Linked DNA regions of Homo sapiens: regions 1, 3 and 4 are each linked to region 2. Evidence: chromatin contacts called from ENCODE Hi-C data. All regions are on one chromosome and are shown on one strand. Each heading gives the region's core, a stretch centred on a gene start or an enhancer-like site at or near the end of the contact. The rest is flanking DNA. Distances are from core to core; before and after follow the strand shown.

Evidence for each region. A loop is a pair of places that touch in the nucleus more often than their neighbours do. Pooled maps may share reads with other maps.
Region 1: a pooled map shows a loop between it and region 2 (18-fold over the local background). The contact joins the promoter of ZNF337-AS1 here to the promoter of ZNF133 in region 2. A Hi-C loop is called at or near these places in 4 of 50 pooled maps.
Region 3: a loop to region 2 is called in a map of CD4-positive, alpha-beta memory T cell, with 10 times the contacts of the local background. The contact joins the promoter of ISM1 here to the promoter of ZNF133 in region 2. A Hi-C loop is called at or near these places in 2 of 168 maps with a recorded cell type or tissue (CD4-positive, alpha-beta memory T cell and naive thymus-derived CD4-positive, alpha-beta T cell) and 7 of 50 pooled maps.
Region 4: a loop to region 2 is called in a map of CD4-positive, alpha-beta T cell, with 19 times the contacts of the local background. The contact joins the promoter of ZNF337 here to the promoter of ZNF133 in region 2. A Hi-C loop is called at or near these places in 1 of 168 maps with a recorded cell type or tissue (CD4-positive, alpha-beta T cell) and 8 of 50 pooled maps.

Annotation. Positions count from the first base shown.
Region 1 is chr20:25,622,331-25,626,642 of GRCh38, reverse strand. It overlaps ZNF337-AS1 (ZNF337 antisense RNA 1), which reads right to left and starts at 2,598. Exons shown (of 4, transcript NR_126465.1): 1 at 2,508-2,598. It overlaps NANP (N-acetylneuraminic acid phosphatase), which reads left to right and starts at 2,629. Exons shown (of 2, transcript NM_152667.3): 1 at 2,629-2,784. The coding sequence starts at 2,695. RefSeq lists enhancers at 2,540-2,709, 2,681-3,356 and a silencer at 2,880-2,939.
Region 2 is chr20:18,286,616-18,291,120 of GRCh38, reverse strand. ZNF133 (zinc finger protein 133) reads right to left here and starts at 2,594. Exons shown (of 7, transcript NM_001352452.2): 1 at 2,517-2,594. RefSeq lists enhancers at 1,862-1,981, 2,542-2,881, 1,987-2,892, 2,972-3,021.
Region 3 is chr20:13,218,789-13,222,853 of GRCh38, reverse strand. ISM1 (isthmin 1) reads right to left here and starts at 1,580. Exons shown (of 6, transcript NM_080826.2): 1 at 940-1,580. The coding sequence starts at 1,077. It also overlaps a transcript of TASP1 not described here. RefSeq lists silencers at 1,149-1,218, 1,678-1,797.
Region 4 is chr20:25,695,052-25,699,424 of GRCh38, reverse strand. ZNF337 (zinc finger protein 337) reads left to right here and starts at 2,572. Exons shown (of 5, transcript NM_015655.4): 1 at 2,572-2,666. LOC107985400 (a long non-coding RNA gene) reads right to left here and starts at 2,384. Exons shown (of 2, transcript XR_007067557.1): 1 at 2,262-2,384. RefSeq lists an enhancer at 3,059-3,168.

The DNA of each region.
Region 1 (4,312 bases), core at 1,349-3,848, 7.3 Mb before region 2:
TATTGGGGCTGAGGGAAGAGGAGGTGATAAGGCAGGTGATGTTTTCTTCTCCTTCCTCTTTTTAGGATCTTCTGTGTGTAACTGAGCCAGGGCTGCTCAAATTAAAGCCCATAACATTAAAGATTTTACTGGGACCTGATGCCTTTGCGCCTGATGTTGTTTAAGGTTTCTCCCCACTTGTTCCCAGAGTTCTATGTCTAGAATTCCTTCCTCTGGGAACCATGGGCTTTGTACTCCATTATTGACCACACTAGTTTTTAATTCCTTCAACAACTTAAATTCCTGTGGAGTGTGTTCATGAATTACCTACTATGGATTATTTGGATCAGGCCTTATGGAAACAGGAAAAGCGCAAGGTCCTAAGGGCTCTCCAGCTATGACAGCAGAGCGTAAAATTCTTTGTGTTGGGGTTTCTATTTCTACTACCGAAGGAGGCAGCACCGATGTTTCTGCAATTGGAGGAGGCGGTATAGGCCAATTTTAATCCTCCCTCTCCTGTTTTTTATTTTCAATTGGTGCTATGTGTGGGACAACAGATTCAGATTTTTATGAACAGCAACAGAATAGGGTGCTCTACACAAAGTTGGACAGGTCATGGAATGCCATTAGACGACTTGTCACAAAAGGAAATCTATCAAACAACGCATCCCCTTAAAAGGATTATACAGACTGCTATGCCTCATCTAACCTTAGATTTTTGCCTAAATCAGCAAACAACAAACTCTGCATGCAAGTCAGAAAAAAAAAAAAAAAGCTGCTCCAATCCTATAAGCTTCCTGTGCCTATAGTTTTATGCTAAATTGATTCTGACATTTCAGGCAATTAAAAGTAACTCCAATTAATTCACCATAATTTTGGCTGATTGCTAATCTAAATGTCCACAATTGATAGGCTAGCCCTATACGTCAATGAGGTAAGCACAGAAAGGAGTCATGGTTTTGAGGAATGCCTATGGGTTTATTCTCCACCATAGCAATGAGATGTCAACTGTGATTGTGCTCCATAAAATATAGAAACTGTAGGTAGTCTAACGCTGCAGAAGAAACTCCTATTAATATAAAGATAAACCAATTAATCTAACCTACTGAACATCAGTGGTCTGTTAAGGAGTTCCACCAGCGAGGTGAGAGACTGGCAATTTTTTTCTCTAAAGAGCTAAATAATGAATATTTTAGGATTTCCAGCCACGTGGTCTCGCTTACAATTACTCAACTCTGTCTGCTTCTGTATGGCAACAGCAGCCACAGACGATACAGAAATGAATGTGTGCGCTGTGTTCTAATGCAACTATGGGCACTAAAATTTCTTGATTTTCATGTGTAACAAAACACTGTTATTTTGATTTTTTAAATCCATTTACAAATGTAAAAATCACCCTTAGCCAGGCGCGGTGGCTCACGCCTGTAATCCCAGCTCTTTGGGAGGCCAAGACGGGTGGATCACGAAGTCAGGAGTTCGAGAACCAGCCTGGCCAACATGGTGAAACTCCGTCTCTACTAAAAATACAAAAATTAGCCGGGGGGTGGTGGCATGCGCCTGTAATCCCAGCTACTCAGGAGGCTGAAGCCGGAGAATTGCTTGAACCCGGGAGGCGGAGGTTGCAGTGAGCCAAGATCGTGCCACTACACGCCAGACTGGGTGACAGAGCAAGACTCCATCTCGAAAATAAAAATAAAAATAAATTAAAAAATAAAAAAAACCACTTAGCTCACTGGCTAAACAAAATCAGGTAATTGGCCTGTACCTGACAGTCAATTTCTGGTCACTAATGATGACCACATATCCAAATTACAGTAAAGGTACCCAAGAGAGACAAAGATTAGAGATTAGTGTTACGATCCCCGTTCTGCCAGCACTAGGAGACAAGAGTTGCTACAGCCCTTCCGCGGGTTTAAAAGGCGGTCGACGTCCCTCAACCTCTTGCTATGCCTGAAAACAACCGAGTAAAAGGCATCCAAAGACCTGAGAACGCAAGGTTTCAGGAAAACAATCAGGAAGGGCAAAACATGGGGCAGCCACTACACAGCCCCTCCGTCTTAGGGCACAGGTACTAAACGGGTTGTAAGAGACCCAAGTCACATCCTTCAGAAACGTGCTGGCGCGGGCCCAGGCAGACAGGGATTCCACCCCGGCGAAGGCCGCAAATGGCGCGAGGCGGGAAGGCGCAGGCTCCACCTTCCCCCGTCCCCAGATCACCTACAGTGACCTGCGCGTACAGGCAGGCTAGGACCGCGGGCGCTCAAGGCAGACATCAGGCCCGCCGACGTCTCCGCGCCGCCCGCCCGGCCACCCGGAGAGCCTGCTGCCCAGCGCCTGGCAGCGCGGACAACCTCTCTCGGGGAGGTGATGACGGTCCCTCGCGCCGGAGGGCCCAGGGAGGAAAGAGATAAGCAGAAAGACACCAGGGAAGAACACCACGCTTCGGACCAACGCCAGCCACAGCCACTGAGAAGTCGCCGCATCCGGCGGCGCCGACACACGTTTCCAGGGCTCTTGAGAGACCATACCCTGGGAGTCTCGCGGGATCTCACTTTTCTCGGCGGCGCAGGGAATGAGACAGATCGCGGGAATTCCACCCGCGCCGGGAGATGGTCTGGTGACTTCGCGGCTCCTCCCACGTCTCTCTGGGCAGTCCGCCTTGCGCATGCGCAGGCGGCGGTGGCAAGGCTACGGTTCGCGCCAGCGGCCGGCGCTATGGGGCTGAGCCGCGTGCGGGCGGTTTTCTTTGACTTGGACAACACTCTCATCGACACGGCCGGGGCGAGCAGGAGAGGCATGTTGGAGGTAACGTCCCCACCCATGGCGCTCCTCTGGGCGGGGTCAGTGCGCCCCGCCCCGTCCTGCACGCTCACCTCCCCTTGACCCCACTTCCACCCCGGCGCCGCGGGCCGCTCTTGCTGGTTGAAACCTGTGGAGCGTGCGGGTGCGGAGGTGGCTGGAGGCGCGCGGGCCCTGCGGGTCTGCTTTCCCTGGCCTGGCGGCCGCTTGTCACCCAATCTCGAGCCCTGGAGCGGCTGCTCGCAGGTGCCTTGGCGCTCGGGACGCGGAAGGGCTCCGTGACGGCTGCCACGGTGGCGGAGGTGCCCGTGGGCGCGGGAGGCGACAGCAAAGCCGCGAGACCAGGCGCTGGTCCCGCCCCCGGTCAGACTGTCGGTGTGGAGCTCGACAGAGGGTCGTGTCCCCCATGCGACTTTCGGGGTTGCTGGGAGGAGACATGGTAGAGTTAGCCCCAGTGTTGACCCAAGAAGGGACACGGCTGTCAGTACCGAGCCTGGACTTAAGCCCTGCTTTAGAGAATTGTCGCCGCAGAACTTCTTCTGGCCTCCCTGGCGGGGTGGTGGTCACCGTGGCTTTCTGACACGTGACACAGCAAAAGCCCGTGCTGCGAGGGCATGCCCTTCCTGAGGCGCTCCTCCGCGGCACTGCCCCTCTACACGCGCGGAGGCGCTTTCAGACCTTCCCGTGTTCCAGCCCCAGTCCACCCCGGCTTCCCTTTCTCTACCTTCAGCTTCAAGGGGAAAGGGAAGGATTTATCAGATGTGGAAAACTCACTTTCAAAAGCTAATTCATCCAAACCTGAGCGCCCCGTCCTCTTCATGCTTCATCAGTTAGTTTTTGTGTCCCTGGATCTTCCACTACCTCATCCGTTTTCTTTTTAGCTGCATTCCACTCCTGCCGCATATTCATGTTTGCCCTATAGTTTTAAAAAAGCTGTAAAAAGGATGCCTCCCTTTGGGCTATTCTTCCTGCTGTAGATGTTGCCTGTCTCTCTTGACAGCCATGTTTTCCCGGAGAAATCTATACCCGTTATCTCCTTGTCTCTACCTCCTATTTATTACTAAATCCATCGTAATGTCGCTTTATCTTCACCGCTAGACTGAAATAGACTTGCTGGATCACTAGGCATTCCCAAAATGCCGGAATCAGTAGACATTTTTAAAGTCTGTCTTCATGACTTTACTGAGGCATTCCACACTTTTAACTTGTTGGCCTCCACCTCAGGGGTGCCACCCTGTGCCATATTGCCTCCAGTATCTCTCGCTGCAGATGTTACATATTTACCTGTGTGTTATTAGTAAGCTGAGTCCTGTGCATTTCAATTAAATTATTGCTTTAGGCCAATTCTTGCTGTAGGCCCAGAGTTTGGGCTTTAAAATCAGACATTTGAATATGAATCACAGCTCTCCCAAAACCTAGCTGAAAGTGCCTCAAGGAATTAACCACTCGGAGCCTTATATCTTCATAAAATGTGAATTATATTAGTCCTCAATAACCCTGTAATACTTGGGAAGCCCATGGTTGCAGTGTCCAC
Region 2 (4,505 bases), core at 1,345-3,844:
AAGAATGCACAGGTGGAATAGGAGGATACAACTTTTGTTTTGTTTTGAGGTGGAGTCTTGCTCTGTTGCCCAGGCGACAGATTCTCCTGCCTCAGCCTCCTGAATAGCTGGGATTATTGGTGTGTGCCACCACGCCTGGCTAATTTTTGTATTTTTAGTAGAGATGGGGTTTCACCATGTTGGCCAGGCTGGTCTCGAACTCCTGACCTCAGGTGATCTGCCCGCTCTGGCCCCCCAAAGTGCTGATTACAGGTGTGAGCCACTGTGCCCGGCCAGGAGGACACAACTTCTAATGGGAAGTAAGTTTGGAAACAAGGATGCAAGGAAAACTCAGAGGTCCAGCTTATATCAAGTTATAAGGCTGTCAACACAGATCAGCAAGATCAGAAGAAATAGGAGGAGAAATGAGGCAGAGATAGGGAAAACTGGGATGCTGTTTCCAGATACTTTTCCCTCTCCTGCCTCTGACCAGGGCTGTTCTGACTGGTGGAAAAAAAAGATTTTTTTTTTAACAATGGGGGAAAACAATATGGGCTAGATATTAAATGATATTAATAAGTTATTAATTTTGTTGGGTATAACAAAATATAATTGTAACAATGTAACTGTATAACAATGAAATTGTGGTTATGTTAAAAAAAGAAGTCCTTATGTGTTAGAGATGCCTCCTGAAGTGTTCCCAGGTGAAATGATATAACTGGGATTTGCTGCCAAAACTCTAGCAGGGAAAAGAGTAAGTGAGAGTATTGGAAGACAGAAGAACAGAATGTTAACAACTTCACAGGACCTGACAAGCCCTGGGAATGAGCAGTCTGAACAAATACTGAAAGAAGGAATGTAGGGGAAGAATATAGGTGTAATGAATGAGAGCATCAGCTCTGAAAAATATTCCCTGTGAAAATGATCACTCTTAAAACAAGCCTAGTTTCCTGAAGGAACCAGCTGGGGCCCTGATCCCTGGATGGGACATTGTAGAACACAGACGTCAAAGCTGAGCAAAAGAAACCCACTCATGGTTCGAAATGCAAAAGGTAAGTGGCACCCACCTGAAGCTGGGCTGTCAGGAGCTCAGGAGTACCCCCTTTCCCCAGCAGGCAGTCCTCTCTGGGCAGACAGGAGCCACAGGGAGGCAGAACAAGAACAAAAAGCGTTCAAGAAAATCAAGGGAAATCCTCTCCAGCAGGGCAGTACCTCCTATTCCTTAACAGCATCAGGAATGAACCTGCCACAGAAGAAAAGGAGAAAAGAACTGCGGGCAGCTTCCTGGGAACACAGCTGGGGTACAGGTTGAAAGCACGACCTGCCCTGATATGCTGTTGACGCTGAGCATGAAGCGACCTTCTCTGTGCCTGTTATTAATGAAAGGTAATATTCACTGAACACTTAGTATACACCAGAGACTGTTACAGCCACTGTAGGAGTTTCACCTCATTCTATCCTTTCAACAACCCAATACGATAGATGCTATTATCCTCTTTAGGATAAAATCGAGGAAACTGAGGTACAGTGAAGTCAGCATCTTGCCCAAGGTGACACAGCTATAAAGTGACAGAGCCTAGAGGAAATGTGGCTGTGGAGACCGTGCTCTTACACAGTAAGGGCAGTGACGGTGAACTCTGGATTGCAAGGATTCTCTGTGTCCATTCTGAGATGAATCAAGATTGGTCATAAGGTTTTAAGTGTTGAATCTGGGTGATGGAGATCTGGTCTATAGAGTTCTATCTACTTCTGGCTGTTTGAAATTTCTCCGCAATAAAAACTTAAATGGAATGTAAAATCCCAAAGCCTGGCCACACCAGGGGCCTGGGAATCCGTAATTCTTGCGATCAATGACGGTCCCTGGGACCTTTGGAAAAAACCTGTCCTGTGCGTCCCAGCCAGACTTCCTCCTCCAACGCCCGAACCCGGGGGTGACCAACCAAAGTGAAACCCTAAGATCGCGGCAAAATGGCCACCCCAGATCCAGTCTAACCTTGGCTTGTTTGGTCAAGCCAGACCGCTCCTCATTCCACTCCAGCAAAGCCGAAGAATAGTGTGGCCCCAAGAGACTAGCCCTCAACCGACCAATGCCTCGGGGACACATGGCCCCAGGGATGGTTCCCATTCCACCACCTGGGAAATACCATTCCCCCAAAAAGCTTATTTATTCAACTCCCCCAAAACCGGGGACTTATGGCATCAGCGACTCCCTTTCCCAATACCCGACTTCAGCCAAAGCCGAACCTGTCCCCACCCACAAGAACCCTAGGAGAGAGAGCCCGATCCCCCACTCATCACCATCCAGTTTCACGGATGGGCTTCACCCAACTCCCCTGGAGATGCACGCCCACACCCCCAAAATAAGACATCTGGGAGAGGACGGCCTGCGCCACGCCAGCGCGTTCCCACCACAATCACCACCCCCGCGCCACCCGCACGGTCCCCAAATTCAGCCCATAGTCCAGCCTTTCGGGACCTTCCTTTTCGCGCAGAAAAGGGTACGGCTGCGGCAAGGGTCCCGCGGGAGCCTCACTCACCAGCGCCACCAAAGAACAAGGGGTCGCTCCAGCCACCAGCTGGGGAGCTCCTCCAGCGGGGCGCCAGGACTACACTACCCCGAATCCTCGGCACAGCGCCCGGACCACACCTCCCAGGATGCTCGGCGCCACCAGGCGCGCCCTGAAGGCCGGCAGCTCCCATTGGCCTCTGACGGATCCGTTTCTGAGTAACACGCTCCGGTCACCGGAGAATGGCCACTGTGGCACCTGAATTCTCCCTCTTTTTTCTTAACCACGTGCATAAAACACGTAGGAGCTCCCGAGAAGAGTGCCTGGCCCTACTGTGACCCTCCTTCTGAGCGCCTCTGTCTCGAAAACTACACTTCCCAGTGACCCCTGGAGCGACTTCCGCACCCGGTACCGGCCCCGCCCCTTGGCGCGCGGAAATGACGTTTCGGGGCGCATCTGTTCGGCTTCTGGGGTTGGCGGAGGTGTACCGCTGGCTGACCAAGCTTGTTCAGGTGCTGGTTTGTGTTGCAGCGGCCTGTGGTCTCCCTGGCTCCAGCCGCCTGCTTGGAAAGTCACGCCCCATATTCCTAAACACCGGGCGAACGTCATGTCGTATACCCTTTAGCTCCATTTAAAGCCTTGAAAAGGCCGAGCAGTCTGCCTGAAGTCTCACATCCCGTACGAGGTAGACCCGATTCTGAGCCCACGCCCTCAACCCGAATACACCTTTTCCGGTGCCCTGAGACCTTTTTCTTCTTTTTGAAATCCACGAAGTTATTGTTAAACTCTCATCTCCTGAGAAGCAGAAGCCTCAGTCTCGGGCCAGAGCTTGGCCTGCCGTCGGCTTGGATCTCTAGGTCTTTGTCCGGGATCCTGGTTGAGAACAAGATTGCGCTGGTGCCATCTGGGACGCCCCATCTGGGGAGCTCGAGGGGAAGGCCCACGTCACTCTTGAGAGGGCTTTTCCACCCGTGCACCCTCTCACTGCCCTTCACCTTCCTCAGATAGGCTTTCTGAAACTTTGTCATTCTCTTGGAAGACCAAGAAAATGACCACTGTCTGAAGGGCCAGGGAGATGAGAATTTCCTAAAATTCTTTTGTAGCTCTCAGAGGGTGAATCCATTCCCTTCTGGTACCCCGAGGCTACATTATTTATTGTGAATTCAGTTCAGTCCTGGCTCCGGAGACATGTCCAGTGTCAATTGGATTCATCCCTCAACATCATTCTCTGCCTCATGAGTCAGTCATCACCAAGAAATTAGTTGTTAATACACATAAAGGTTCAGAACAACAATGCAGGGATGCCTGTGTTCAAGTGTTCACTTGTGCTGGCTGTACAATAAAGACACAGATGGCTGACATCTCTTAAGCCTGGAAATGAAGACTTACAGGATGAGGTGCTGCCTGAGGAATTAGGCAAGATGAGGAGTTGGAAGAACACAGACGAGTAAGGAAGAGTGTAGGAAGTGTGAACAGAATCTCAGGGTCTGAGCCACTGGGTGGACTGTCATGACCACAGTGAGATTTTCAGCAGCACGTGGTCTTGCAGCCAGCTGACTTGCATATAGACAGGGATGCTAGATGTCCACCGTCTAGATGTACAGCTCTGTCATACAGATATTTGGTGTGTCCAGCCTCCAGTTTCATCTTTGACAGACCTCAGCATTTAATAATTAGGAGTTTCCATCTAGAAATCTGGATTGCCTGCTTTCTAAAACACTCTTTGCTGCCATGTCCTCTTTTTCTCCTGGCATTTCCCACCCACTCCATGCCATACCTCATCTGGAATACCCTTAGCTCCTCTGAATCCATCTGGTCCTTCAAGACCAAATACCTAGCTCTCTTTCGTGAAACCTTCCCTGATCACTATACTATAGTGACTACTTGAGACTCTTCTAACCCTGGCTGTACTTGGAAGCTTTTAAAAATACAATGCCTGAACACCACCCCAAGAAATGAGTTTGCAGTGGAGCCTGGGCATCCATTATTCATAACAGAGCTGTTTTCCTCTTGAGAAGG
Region 3 (4,065 bases), core at 331-2,830, 5.1 Mb after region 2:
CCCTCTGCCTCCTGGGAAAATCCCTGCTTGCTTTTGCCTATGCTCCAAGTTTACAGTTGTCCCACCCCTAGACTCAAGGAAAGGCGCTAACATAGCGGCAGGAAATGCCTAGCTGGGCAATTCTATTCCTAAGTCAGAACTCACATTATGTCTGACCGTCCACTACGCCCTCTCCTTGCCCTGAAGTTGAAATGGATAAACAGAATCCCATTGCTAAAGCGACCTTCAACGGGGAAGATCCTTGGGAGAAAGACTTTGCTACAAGTTTAAAAGCCCCAGGTAACCCTGGCCCAAATCACTACCGGTGCCTTCACTCTGCACCTTCCCCATGACCAAGGGGGCACAAGGGGGGAGGGGGGAACCTCAGGCGAGGCTCCCGGAGGAAGAGGAACACTGGAAGCAAGGGAACCCTGAGGGTGAGGAGGGGATGCCTGGCTATTCTCCTTGGGAAATTATGTCCTGACCTTTGGCATTGCTTCCTAAAGGGGTAGACTCCCGGAGTTCTTTCTCCCAAAGACTTCAGGGATATCATCCTATAAAGTCTCCTTGCGTCCCTCCAGCCTCGAGTAACATTACTCAGCCTCCGAAGGGCAACGAAAGACTGGTAGCACCCCCAAGCAAGCACATTCTCCACACTTCCTCTGCTCATCCCAAACCTCGCTCCTTCCCACCTCCCCACCAACCCCGCACCTGACCCGTGACAGACAGAACTGAAGGAGCGCAGCCCGCAGACCTGGAAGCCGGGTGCAGCCTCCAGGCACGTGCCCCCGCTCCGCCTCTGCCTAAGTCAAGTGGCCCGGGCAAAACTACTGCCAAAACAGTTGCTCTTAGGTGGGGCAGGGGACCTGCCTCCCTGCATCCACCCGGCACTAGCTCAGCACCCCCGCCCCACAAACCGTCCCCGCAGCCGCGCACGGCCCTCTCCGGCGGCGCACTCACCTGCAGCTGGGCTTGGCTGGCGTTGCCCGCGGCCGCGTCGGGCCCGTCGGCGGCTCCCGAGCCGCGCAGCACGGTGATGTGCAGCGTGAGCAGCAGCAGCCCCAGCAGCAGCAGCAGCTCGGCCGCCAGGCGCACCATCCTTTTGAGACGCGCGGCTTTAGGACCCGGCGCGGCGGCCGGCGGCGGCGGCGGTGACGCCGGGGGAGGAGGAGTAGGAGCCCGGGAGCCCGGCAGCGCGGCTCCCGCCTCGGCTCCCGCCAGGGCTCCGCTTCCCGGGCCCGCGGGGCTGGCGCTGGGCGCGGCGGGGTGTGCGGGGCCGGGGGAGCAGGAGCTGCCGGCGCCGCCGCCGCCGCCGCCGCCGCACCACGGCGGAGCCACCGCGAGGCCGGGGGTGTCCAAGCCGGCTGCGGAGCAAGCCCCGGCGCTGCCTGGCGGCGGCGGCGGCGGAGACGGAGACTGGGTCCCGGGACAGCCCGGGACCCGGGCCGGGCCGGAGGCCACCCTGCTGGCAGGGGGCTGCGGGGTCGGCGGCGGGGCGGGCGCAGCCGAGCCCCCGAGCGCACATGGGCGCCCCAGATGTGGCCGCGGCGCCGCAGCTGGAGCGGGAGCGGCCGCCAGAGAAGCGCGGGGAGGAGGAGGAGGAGAAGGAGAAGGAGGAGGAGGAGGAGGAGGAGGAGGAGGAGGAGGAGGAGGAGTAGGAGGGCTTCAGCTGCGGCCGGGAGTTACCTCCACGCTTGGCGCCCCCGCCCTCGCCGCCCCGAGCCACTCACCCGGCAAGCCACCTCCACTACTCTCCGCGCTCCTCGGGGCCGCCTGCCGCGCCGCCCCGCACTCGGAGTCCCGGGGAGGGCCGGTTCCAGATGGGGGCCCCGGGCACACCGAGGTTGTCACGGTTTGGCGGTAGCCGGGGCGCCCTCGGCGGCAGCGTCAGCCTGCCGGGCTGTACCAAGTGCCCGCTGCCGAGGTCGCTGTGACGGGCGCGGGTAGAGCCCTTGTGCACACTGAGGCTCGGGGCTGTGGGTGGGTGGGGTGGTGCCTGGGCTGCTTTAGAAACCTTTATTGGCAAACTGGAGCTGGAGTTGCAGTGATGGAAAACGGAGGGGGCGCCGGACAAGCCATGCGTCTGCCTGCGACCCCTGCCTGAAGCAGTCGGGGGAGAGGAGGAGTGCCAAAGTGTCGTTCCGAAGGGTCTTGACACTTGCTGGGCCGCCCGCTAGCCGGGCACGGCTGTTCGCGGATCCGCGGCGCCCCGTAGAGCCTGGGAAGGGAGGGGAGTCCGACTCTCTAGGCGTTCGTCTGGTCACGGGCGCAGGTGTTGGCTGGAAGCTGCAGAGACGCAGTGCCCGCGGCTCAGGCGCTCAGGAACTCGGAGTGAATCTCAGCTCTAGTGGGCTTGCCTCTGTGGGGGGCTCATCCCGGGGGTGCCGCGCCCAGAGGGGATTTGGGGGCTGGCGTCGCGCAGCTGTCGATCCCGGGCCACCGCCTCATGACCGCGCTGCAGCCTCGGGCTCCCGCGTGCGGCTCATGCCTTGCAGTGGGCGGTTGGCGAATGGAAGGGCTCTGGGATCCGGCTGAGGGCGCGGAGTCCGAGCGTCAGATGCTAGAGCGAACTGTGTCGGTCCGTGGCACCGCGCACTTCCCTCCTTGACCTTGCTCGGGCTCCCGCCTTACCGAAGTGACTCGGAGTAGCGGACGCTCAGTCCGGCCGGGACTTTTATACTGCGCTTCCCCTCCTCCTACCCGTTCCCTCCCTTCCTCCTCCCCAGCGCCGGCCCAGCCCTTCCCTCCCAGCGAGCCAAGACCTAGTCCACGCGTTCGCACACAGCCGCGTCGCACATTTCCAAGCCTTTCCCGCGTCCCGGACCCCAGTGCCTCCGGGATGGAGCCTCCGAATTCTCCCTTGGTGAATGAAATTAAATAAATAATCAACTCTTTCTTGACGGCACGCCTCCCTTTCCCCCTCCCCAATTTCCTACCTTCCTTCTCCGCGTCCTAGAAAGATTTAAGATTCTTAATTCAACTGCTTTCGAGTTCTCGCAAGGCATCTCAACCAAGTATTAACCAAATTAAGGCAAACCCTTGCGCCTTTGCGAAGGTTCCTCCGGTCACCGCGGTACTTTGCAGAATTTAAATAGCGGTAGTTAAGGTAGGGTCTGCTGGTTGGGCTTATTTGTGCCCGGGAGAGGAAGGGCTTGCTGCCTCCTTAAAGATGCCTGAAGCATCTTTAAAATTCTAACTAACTCCAGCATCTTATTAATAAATTGGCAGCTGTTTATAGAGTCTGCTATATTTTTTCCTTTTCATTATTTTTTTTTGGGTGGGGAACGGTGCGAGGGAGGAGGGGAGATGTTTGGAGGGGTGCTTGCTTTGGATTTTTAGGCAGCCGGGCCTGTCAGACATCTTATTTCTATCTCTAGGCTCTAAAATGCCAATAATTGTCACTGGAGTGCGGGTCGGGGGGAGTGGGGGGAAACGCGAAACAATAACCGTCCGTATTTCAGATGGGAGATCAAAGAGGGGATCCCAGCAGCTTTTAAATCCTGGAAGGATCCTCCTGTGTGTTTTCTAATTAGGATCACTTAAAAGGGAAAGGGCTGGAGAATCAGCGCCGAAATAGAATGTATAAATTAAGATGGCAAACTAGAATCCCACAGCCAAAGAGTTTTAAGGATTGTTCTAACCTCCAGTTGTGCCAGATTATGATACGGGCTCGCAGGAACAAATGACTTTCCTATTGCCAGAGGCAGGCTGGTCTGAATTAGGATCCAGGGGCCGCTGTGTCCTGCCCTTTCATCACACACAGTCTCCACATGTAAACCTCAGCTGCTTCTCCTCTCATCTAAAAGTAACAGTTTTGGACCCAAGGCAAAAATGACCTTTAAAAAACTCTGGAAAGAAACCTTTGCAATGAATGTAAATTCTTGTAAAATAATTTGTAAATGGAGATTTGGAGATCAAAGTCTTTGTAAAATGTTGTAAAAATTGTAAATTGAATTTTGGGGACAGATGTCTTTATAAAATGTTGAACAAATGTATGAATGAATCCTATTAAAATCCCTTCACGCTGAGAGATCCCCATTCCAGGTGAATTTATGTTCCAGTAAGCACATATAACGAGTATTGATA
Region 4 (4,373 bases), core at 1,323-3,822, 7.4 Mb before region 2:
ACTAGAAGAATTAATCTTATTAAAATGTCCATTCCACCTTGTCTACAGATTCAATGCAATCCCAATCAAAATATCAATGACATTCTTCACAGAAATAGATAAATTAATCCTAAAATTTATATGGGACCATGAAAGATCCAAAATAGCCAAAGCCATCCTGAACAAAAGTAATAAAGCTGGAGGAATCACATTACCTGACTTCAAATTATGCAAACTATAGTAATCCACACAGCAAAATGCTGGCATAAAAACAGGCACACAGACCAATGGAACAGAGTGGAGAGCCCAGAAATAAATCCACACATTTATAGTTCAACTTATATCCCACAAAGGTGCAAAGAACTTACATTGGGGAAAGACAGTCATTTCAATAAATGGCACTGCAAAAACTGGATATCCATTTGCAGAAGAATGAAATCTAAAGCAATCCCCTCACCACATATAAAAATCAAATCAAAATGGATTAAAGGTAAATCTAAGACCTGAAACTATAAAACTACTAGAAAAAAACATTGGGGAAACACTCCAGGACATTGGTGTGGACAAAGATTTCTTGAGTAAGACTGCAAAAGCACAAGCACCTAAAGCAAAAGTGGACAAATGAGACCACATCACATAAAAATCTTCTGCAAGCAAAGGAAACAATCAACAAAGTGAAGTGACAATCCACAGAATGGGAGAAAAAATTTGCAAACTATCCATCTGAAAAGAAAGTAATTGCCAGAATATATATAAGGAGCTAAAACAACTCAATAGGAAAAAGACAATCTGATATTTTAAATGGAGAAAAGATCTGAATAGGCATCTCTCAAAATAAGATATATGAACGGCCAACAAGTGTATGAAAAAAAATGCTCAATGCCACTAATCATCAGAGAAATGTAAATCAAAACCGCAATGAGATATAATGTCACCCCAGTCAAGATAGCTTTTATTCAAGAGACAGGCAATAGTGAATACTGGTGAGGGTGTGGATACACCCTCATACACTGTTGTTAGGAATGTAAATTAGTACAACCACTATGGAGAGCAGTATGGAGGTTCCTCAAAAGAATTAATAAATATATACATGATCCCGCAATCCCACTGCTGAGTATATATCCAAAAGAAAGGAAATCAGTATTTCAAGGATATATCTGCACTCTCATGTTTACTACAGCACTATCCAAAATAGTAAAGATATAGAATCAAAGTGTCTATCAACAGATGAATGGATAAGGAAAGTGTGGTACATTAACACAATGGGATATTAGCCAGTCATTAAAAGAATGAAATTCTGTCATTTTCAATAGCATGTATGAAAATGGAGGACATTATGTTAAGCGAAATGAGGCACAGCATGACAAATATCACATGTGCTCACTCATTTGTGGGGCTAAAAACGTGAACTCATGGAGATGGAGAGTAGAATGAGATAGTTAACAGAGGCTGGGAAGGATGGTGGGTAGAGGAGATAAAGAGGGACTTGTTAATCGATACAAAAATACAGTTAGAATGAATAAGATCTAGTAGTTGGTAGCACTATACAGTGACTATAGTTAAGAACAATTTTACTATATATTTAAAAATAAGAGAGAATTGGAAACTTCCTAAAACAAAGAAATGCTAAATGCTTGAGGGGATGGATACCCCAATCACCCTCATTTGACCATTAAACACTGTATGCCTGTATCAAAACATAACATGTACCCTATAAATATGTACAACTAATATTTATCCAGAATAATTAAAAATTTAAAAACCAAAAGAGAAAAAGCAAACAGCAAGTATACCTAGTAAAGGCCTGAAATATAAAGTCTACGTGGTTTGGCAAGCCACAAAAGATATCAGCATATTATACACCCTACATAATGAAAGAATTCTGGCATTGATGCATAATTAGATAAATGGGGGAACAATTAGAAATTGAAATGCAAATGTAAATTGAGTATACTGAATTATGTAGCTGAAACCTTAAATTATTTGGTAAAAGACTATATTTTTAATAAATTTAATGGGAAATTAATAAAATATTAGAAAATTTTAAAAATAATTGTATATTTACAGTGTGTACCTGGAGAAAAATTAAACCATTGAGAGATCTAAATGTGAATGATAAAACCACAAAATCCGTAGGAAAATCAGAGATCAAAAGTACTACATAGCAAAAAAAAGAAACAAAAGAAAAAAAAAAGACATACCCATAATCAAAAGACAGTGGGAAAATTATTTACCTATATCATAGAAATGGGAAAATATGCTTAATGTATGTATAGGGCTACCTAAATAAAAGAAATCGCCGGTTCTGAAAGGATCCCTCCACGTCCAAACGACCATAGGCTCGCCCCACCTGTCAGAGAGGAGTCCTTCCGAGAAGTCCTTCCAAGGATTCCGGGTCGCGCAGTCCCGGGTGGACCGCTATGACCAATATTCTGGGGCGTGTACCTGGACGACTCCCGAGGACTCTGGGGAGTGTAGTCCACCGAGGGGATGCGACGCGCAGGGTCGCATAGCCTCCGGGCCGCGCCGAGGATGCTGGGTAGCGTAGTCCCGGCCGCGCTGAGGATTCTGGGTAGTGTAGTCCCGGGCGGCGCAGAGCGTTCCAGATCCCTGGGCGTCAGCGAGCCGTGAGATGCGTGGTCCACCATCGGTGACCTCACCGCCTCGGTTCGCCCTCAGCCGCCCCGGTGAGCTGCGCTCCTGCGGGTCCCTCTCTGCAGCGCGCCCTTCCGGCGCAGGAAGAAGGGCCGGGAAGGCCTGGGACGTGAGGGCGCTGCTGGGGCCGTAGCGCGCGCTCCTCCAGGCCCGGCGTCTCCGCGTTCTGGGGAGGGGCGGAGACCCAGGCCGCGCCTTGAAGTGGGCGGTGGGGCTGCGGCTTGCCGAGCGCCCCGGGTCTGGGCCGCCACTCAGTCTCCGTTCCCGGTTGCGTGTAGTGGCGGCTCGGGCGGTGAACAGCCCGGATTTCACAGGGGCGCCGAGCAACCCAGGTCCTCTTGTGCCAGGGTCGCCGCTCCTCGGGTGGGGACGGGCCAGCGGCCTAGCGAGCTGCCACGGGGGTCTTTTGGCCGGAGGTGGAGGGGGACTCGGCCACAGCCAGGGTCCACTGGTGGGGTGGGGGTTACAGCCATGAGACGGATGGGCTAGGTCCGACTCGGGTTCCCTCCGACTCTGATGCTCCAGACTTTATTGTGGGAGGCGGGACAGGGGAGGACTTCGCCCGCGTGTTTTGGGGAAGGGCCGCTGCTTTGGGTTGGGAGCACCCCGCCTTGGGACGATCTTCCGCGGATAGGAGTGTAGGCCGGGACCAAATGTCCTCGCACGGGCACGTCTAGACGTGTTTTGGTGGGGGGGGGGGGGGATCTGCGTGGGGCAGCGTCCGCGGGAGGTGAGGTGGCTGTGGGGACCCAGGTGGCCTCTTCCCTGGGGCCTTGCTAATGACGGCAAAATCCGGGTTCTGCCAAAATATATTTAAAAAGGTTTATTCCTAGTCAGTATGAGTGACTGTGGCCCAGGTTATTCAGCCTCAAGAGGTCCTGTGAAAGTGCCCGAGATGGTCAGGCTTGCAGGTTAATTTTATACAATTCAGGGAGACAGGAATTTCAGGTAAAGTCATAAATCAGGCTGAGCAGTGTGGCTCATGCCTGTAGTCCCAGCACTTTGGGAGGCCAGGAGTTCCAGAGCAGCCTGGGCAGCACAGCAAGACCCTGTCTCTACATGAAATTAGAAAAATAAAAAAATTAGCGGGGCGTGGTGTCCCATGCCTGTGGCCTCAGCTACTTGGGAGGCCCAGTCAGTTGAGTCCAGGAGGTGGAGGCTGTAACCAGCTATGTTGGCTGCACTGCACGCTAGCCTGGGTAACACAGCGAGATCCTGCCTCCAAAAAGAAAATCATAAATCAATAAGAGAAAGATATACACGGGTTCCTCCCAAAAAGCTGGTATATCTCCAAAGGGTTTACACCTCATGGGGGCACTTAGGGATTCTTTAGTGGACAGTTGGTTGAGAGACTTAAGCTACTGCCTGAAGACTGGAATCAGAAGCATGCCAGAGTTAAGGGGATTGCGTAGATCAAAGTTCTTATTATGTAGATGAAGCCTCTTAGTTGGCAACTCTCAGAATAGATGGTAAATGTCTGTTTTCAGTTTTTTGGGTTTTTGTGTTTTTGTTTTTGTTTTTAGAGAGAGTCTTGCTCTGTCGCCCAGGCTAGAGTGCAGTGGCGTGATCTCAGCTCACTGCAACCTCCACCTCCCAGGTTTGAGCAGTTCTCCTGCCTCAGCCTCCTGAGTAGCTGGGACTACAGGCGCCCGCCACCACGCCTGGCTAATTTTTGTATTTTTAGTAGAGATGGGGTTTCACCATGTTGCTGAGGCTGGTCTTGACTTCCTGACCTCAGG